Regions from separate parts of the Homo sapiens genome. Here region 1 is linked to region 2. A link is an interaction called in ENCODE POLR2A ChIA-PET data of the cell type or tissue named here. Cell type or tissue: OCI-LY7. All regions are shown on one strand. Links, peaks and the distances in the headings refer to the core of each region. The heading gives the core; the rest is flanking DNA.

What was found. ChIA-PET counts read pairs that join two places held together with the same protein. Peaks named below come from ENCODE experiments on the same cell type or tissue, not always from the same donor. Only the 100,000 strongest peaks of a DNase experiment are listed, where the experiment ranks them.
Region 1: POLR2A ChIA-PET joins it to region 2 with 11 read pairs; 2 of 35 experiments call an interaction of 5 or more read pairs at or near these places.

What each region holds. Positions count from the first base shown.
Region 1 is chr1:86,851,169-86,854,086 of GRCh38, reverse strand. No RefSeq gene overlaps it. Among named protein-coding and RNA genes, the nearest start is that of SELENOF, 61 kb to the left of the region's middle. In OCI-LY7, for the core only: no CTCF peak of the experiment used is centred there; DNase peaks (open chromatin) are centred at 866, 1,206 and 1,586; H3K4me3 peaks cover 1,545 bases; H3K27ac peaks cover 2,219 bases.
Region 2 is chr1:87,447,891-87,450,808 of GRCh38, reverse strand. It overlaps LOC105378834 (a long non-coding RNA gene), which reads right to left. Exons shown (of 4, transcript XR_947565.3): 3 at 1,464-1,575; 4 at 1-30. Among named protein-coding and RNA genes, the nearest start is that of LINC01364, 78 kb to the right of the region's middle. RefSeq lists an enhancer at 837-1,216. In OCI-LY7, for the core only: no CTCF peak of the experiment used is centred there; DNase peaks (open chromatin) are centred at 998 and 1,308; H3K4me3 peaks cover 691 bases; H3K27ac peaks cover 793 bases.

The DNA.
Region 1 (2,918 bases), core at 273-2,772, 600 kb after region 2:
AATGATTTAACTGGAAACGAGAATTTGCCTCCTAGATTTCTTTTTTTTTTTTGCCTCCTAGATTTCTAATTAGAGCAAAGCAACTTCATCAGCTTTGTAAGGTACTTTCCAGGCCAGGCGCGGTGGCTCACTCCTGTAATCCCAGCACTTTGGGAGGCCGAGGCGGGCGGATCACCTGAAGTCAGGAGTTCGAGACCAACCTGCCCAACATGGTGAAACCGTGTCTCTACTAAAAATACAAAGAAATTAGCCGGGCATGGTGGCAGGTGCTTGAAATCCCAGCTACTGGGGAGGCTGAGGCAGGAGAATCGCTTGAACCCAGGAAGCAGAGGTTGCAGTGAGCCGAGATCATGCCATGCACTCCATCCTGGGAGACGAGCAAAACTTTGTCTCGAAAAAAAAAAAAATGCCAATGCTATATAAACATCTCTAAGTTATCTTCACACAAGACCCTCTCAACCTTAAAGTAGAACTAGTATAGGACACCTGCCCACTACCCCCCTACACAAGTCAGTAATTCTGTATATCTGGTCTCCTTATCTGTAGGTGGTGTACATGAGCATCATATTCATGAGTCCAGTAATTTGTTTTAAATAGTTTGACATTCCCTCTTGTGATGTGTTACCATGGCTAGGCTATGGTACCCAACTGTTGGTCAAACACTAGTGTAGATGTTGCTGTGAAGGTAATTTTTAGACATGATTAACATTTATAAAAGCAGATTACCACTATAATGTAGGTGGCCTCACCCAATCAGTTGAAGACCTTAAGAATAAAGACTGAGCTTTCCCAAAGTAGAAAGAATTCTGCCTCAAGACTACAACATAGAAACCCTGCTTGAGCTTCCTGCTTGCTGGCCCTCCCTAGAGGTTTCAGACTCAAAGCTGCTGCATCAGCTCCTAACTGCATTTCCGGCCTGCTGGACTATAGTACAGATTTCAGACTTCCCAGTCCCCACAATTGCATAAACCAATTATTTAAAATAGAAAAAAAATCTTAAAATATATTTAGATACAGAAAGAAATGACAGATTCTATTGGCTCTGTTTCTCTAGAGAGCACGAACTCACCTTTCGTAATATTCTGTGCGTTAATGATTAACTTGAACTTATAAAGATTTGCAAGGAAAAAAATCAACGTAAATCTAGACTGTCAGAGGCTCTGTGTACAACCTATGTTCAGAGGCTATCAGTGATAGGGTTTGGGACTTTGTCCCCACCCAAATCTCATGTTCCATTGTAATCCCCAATGTTGGAGATGGGGCGTGATGGGAGGTGATTAGATCATGGGGACGAATTCTCATGAATGGTTTAGCACCATCCCCTTGGTGCTATTATCACGATACTGAGTGAGTTATCATGAGATCTGGTTGTTTAAAAGTACACAGCAGCCGGGCATGGTGGCACACGCCCGTAATCCCAGCATTTTGGGAGGCAGCAGCAGGTGGATTGCCTGAGTCCAGGAGTTCGAGACCAGCCTGGACAACACGGCAAAGCCTCATCTCTACCAAAAATACAAAAAAATAGCCGGATGTTGTGGTGCAAGACTGTGGTCCCAGCTACTCTGGAGGCTCAGATAAAAGGATCACTTGAGCCCAGATGTCAAGGCTGCAGTGAACCGAGACTGCACCACTTCCACTCCAGCCTGGGCAACAGAGCAAAGACCCTGGCTCAAGAAAAAAAAAAAATGCATGTAGCATCTCCCCCGTCTCTCCTTTCCTCCTGCTCCTGGCCATTCGAAGTGCCCCCTCCTGCTTCATCTTCCACCATGATTATAAGTTTCTGAAAGCCTGCCCGGAAGCCAAGCAGATGCCAGAATCATGCTTCCTGTACAGCCTGCAGAACCATGAGCCAATTAAACTTCTTTATAAATTACCCAGTCTCAGGTACTTCTTTGTAGCAACTCGAGAATGGACTAACACAATCAGTCTGTGATACTGGACAAAATTTTGACAGTCTCCTCCTCCACCTAGCCAAAGTGCCATTGCCAACATGGTGATGGTTTCCTCATTTGCAGTAATGTATGGGATTATGTTTACATTTAGCTGTACATAGTATATACCCTCAAAGCTGATTAAATGAGTCACTCAACATTGTTTACAAGAAAAGACTTAACAGATGAAAAAAAACCTGTATCTTTTGAGTATAAACAGTGATGTTGACTGGTTCAGAAGTTTCTGAAAGGCAGAACAAGAGTGGGGAAAATATGTTTTGTAATTGATTTGCAAACAGAAGTGGAAAAGTTATCAAGTAATAAACCAGCATAGCTCTGGAAGAAATATCTCTTGTCAAATTAATGTAATTTTTTTCAACAGAGTTATTTGTCTGTTGGAACGGGAGGAAGTGATGGATGTCATTTGTCCTCAATGTAGCCAGGTATTTTATCCTGTCTGACATTACTTAGTTACTTGTAAACTAGGAAAAAAAAACATAATCTAACACCTCAGTTCTTAAGTGGGTGTATTTGAGAATGCTAAAGGATTTGTTCTCAGTTGTTTGTTTGTTTTTGTTTTTGTTTTTTTGTTTTGAGACGGAGTTTTGCTCTTGTTGCCCAGGCTGGAGTGCAATGGTGAGTTCTCGGCTCACTACAACCTCCGCCTCCTGGGTTCATTTTCAATAGATCACTACCAAGAGCAAAGCAAGTGGCATCTTCAGGTTTCCATTGTGATATGACTGTGCCTAGAACTATGGTACTTGGCGGTAAGTAGCCATGAGTAGGAGAAAAGAGTACCAACATTTGGGGATTCTTTTAATTCCGTGTCGTTTTTTCCATTGGCGATTGACTTTTATTTCTTCCCTCCCTGTGCCTTGTCCTGGAATAGGATATAAATTTGCCTCTACATCTTACACTTCATAGTGCCAGTCATCTGTAAAGGTTGACCCTCTGTGCTTTCTTTTTAATATTTGGCATTTTGTTGAT
Region 2 (2,918 bases), core at 109-2,608:
CGGTAAACTCAGGGGTGTTGTGGCCCGAATCTGTAAATCCAAACAATCTCACAGTTATGAAATGGAAAGTTTGTGGGGAAAAACAAATGCTTTGGTTATTACAGTGTTACTACATTCATAAAATATATTTCATTGGGGGGGAGTTTACACAGGGGGTAATGAGATTTTTGCTTTATACATTATTTATAACTGCTTAATCCAGGTACTGTGGGTTATTTTTTTATTCCTTCATTTTCACAGCTACAAAACACTTCAGTATTTCTAATGTATTTCTGCTTACAATACAGATGTTCTCAATTGTGTTTCTAACTACATTTCAACCGTTATGATCACGTTTATTTGTTTGTGTCAGCACACAAGCTGGGGTTGAATGTGCAACACACAATAGTAAGGCTTCAAGAAGCCTGTAAAAAGGCCTCTTGTGCTTTCATTATCAACAAATTAAAATATGCTGTGTGGCACTATCTTTATCATCAGTGGTTTTAATCTTTGGATAATTCCCCTACAGTTGGGTAGGCAGAGCGACAGCCCTCTCTCGGTGCAGAAAGGTTGCATGCCTTAAAACAGCACTTTTCAAGATGACCATTTGGAAGCAACATTTGGAGAACATTTGGGTTATGTCCTCTAACTGAATTTCCAAGCTGTTGGTAACGGACTAAAGAAAATGCAGTCTGTACTGAATACTAAGAAAGCAAGAGTGGAAGAGCCTTGAAGGTCATGTGTAAATATTGACATTTTAATTTTATTTAGTATACCAAGTTGGGGCCCTTGCATTGCTTATCTTGCCATAAAAACTCTTCACCCACTTGCACTGCCCTGCAGATTGTCAGGGAAAGATCTGATCTGAGCAGCCGTGGCTACTCTTCCTGCCATTGCTAACAAGACTGAATTTTGTTTGTGCAAAATCTGAGTCAAAGGGGTGTTCCTCCCCTCTCATCTCCATCACGGACTGATGCGCCTGATTAGATAACAGAAATTTGTGGGCTGAATGTTCATGTAGAGACATGAAAGCCAAGATGCAAAACCAGTCAGAGAAAACAGCCTCCCACTCACTCACAGAGTCAAGTCAGGTGTCTAAAACCAAAGTTATTTGGGGAACCAATAACTGGCTAATTTGGCCAGAACACCCTTCTCTGTGTCCTCAGCAGCAGCATGAGGAAGAAATACCAGCATGTCCTCAGGCCTTGTACCCTTCTTAGAAACCAGAACTCTACCTGCGGAGCTTAATCAGGGCCACATTCTGAAAGTGAGATGCAGGCGACAGCCAGGTCTCTCCACCAGCAGCAGTGGTTAGAATGCCCCACGCACTTAACAACTTCCGGGACACATTTGACTGTTGACCTAAAACAGCACTGCTTTCCTCTGCCAAAGCAAAGAGCCTGGCTCATGTAGAATAGGCCAGCAGTTTGGTAACTTGCCAGAGGCTCCTGTCTCCCTACAGTGAGGTCACCAGAATCACTTACCTCCTGAAACACAGTCGACTGAAATGAAGGTCCAGCAGAAATTAGGGGCCAGTGAGTTAAACATGGAGGAACCAGGGCCACTTCAGATGGTCTTTGGCCTAAAAGGTTTTCCCTAAGTGCAAAGAAGAAAATTGAATGTGGGAAAAAAATGATCTTTTAATGCTTCATAACTCAACTCTCTGACTTACCTCAAAAAGAGAGAAATAGTGTAAAAAGCCAACACCATTTTCTGCCCTCTACATTTGGGTTTCAAAAGGTGTTCCTCAAACAATGATCTGGCTTCCATGCCAAAATAAATGTCATGATTTACACCTCATGCTTATGTTTGCAATCCTAATCACCCTTCCCTATGCCAGCTTTATAAGTCTTGCTCAGTTCCACTATTGAAATAGTACACTTGGATTCAAACAACACTCAAAACCCTTGTTTTTTGTTTTGTTTCATTTTTAACTATTACTGAGTGGTAGGGTCAATCCCATTCAAAATTCCCAAGTAGACAAAATCTGTGTCTGTGGCCCTTCCCCTTCCCCTCACCTTCTTGGCAGCCTCCCTCCATTCCCACTGATGAACTTCCAAGCTTCCTGCAGCTCCACTAGTCCTTTTCAACCAAAGGAAAACAAAGCAGTTTCCTACATTAGCGTATCTGCCTTTGTAAAGTAGTTTAGTGTTTTGCACAAACCAAGAGAATGTTCATTTTAAAAGCAGGAAAGAAAGCCAAAGGAATGAACCATTACAGATGGAGTGTCAGACACCATGGCACCTGGATAAAATATAATTTGGGGCAGGGGAGTATATTCTCATCGTCCCTAAAGTAGATGAACCAGTCAAGTCAGTACCCATAAGGCAGGCTTGATAAATCTCAGGACCAGGCCCCTCCACCCGCAACAAACACACATACACCTCTCCATTGTGATGTTTTAGGCGCAGTGTATAGTAGCTCTGCCTATCTACCCAGAACCTAATGTATTCACCTGAAAGTAAACTAACAGAGTCTGGCTGTCCTGGTGATTCTCAAGACCCTATTGCCTCCTCACTTACCCAAAGGAAAGGAGCAGTAGTTTTTTTAAAAATTCAAGAAATCAGTTAAAAAAAATATGTTAGTGTTTCTCTGAAACATCTAAGTTAGCGTGGCACAATTCATTTTATTTATAAAGAATTTGATTAACTCTGGTTAGCCCAGATTTGCTTCAGCCTGAAGCCCAACATCTCCTTTGCAGTGTGGTATCCTTCAGTTGCTCATTACTTGAGCCAACAGAGGCGGGAGGGGAGATGGAGAAAACTGGTTTTATTTGAGCTTGTGAAAATGCCTTTTTGTCAAGTTCAATGTCATAAGTTTTCTTCCACAAGAAAGTAGAATATACTTTCTGGTGAGCAATAGTTCTTTATTGTATAGAAATGGTTCCTAATTCTCAGCAGATAGAGATTTGAGAAAACAGGGGAGTTCTCCCAAGTCAC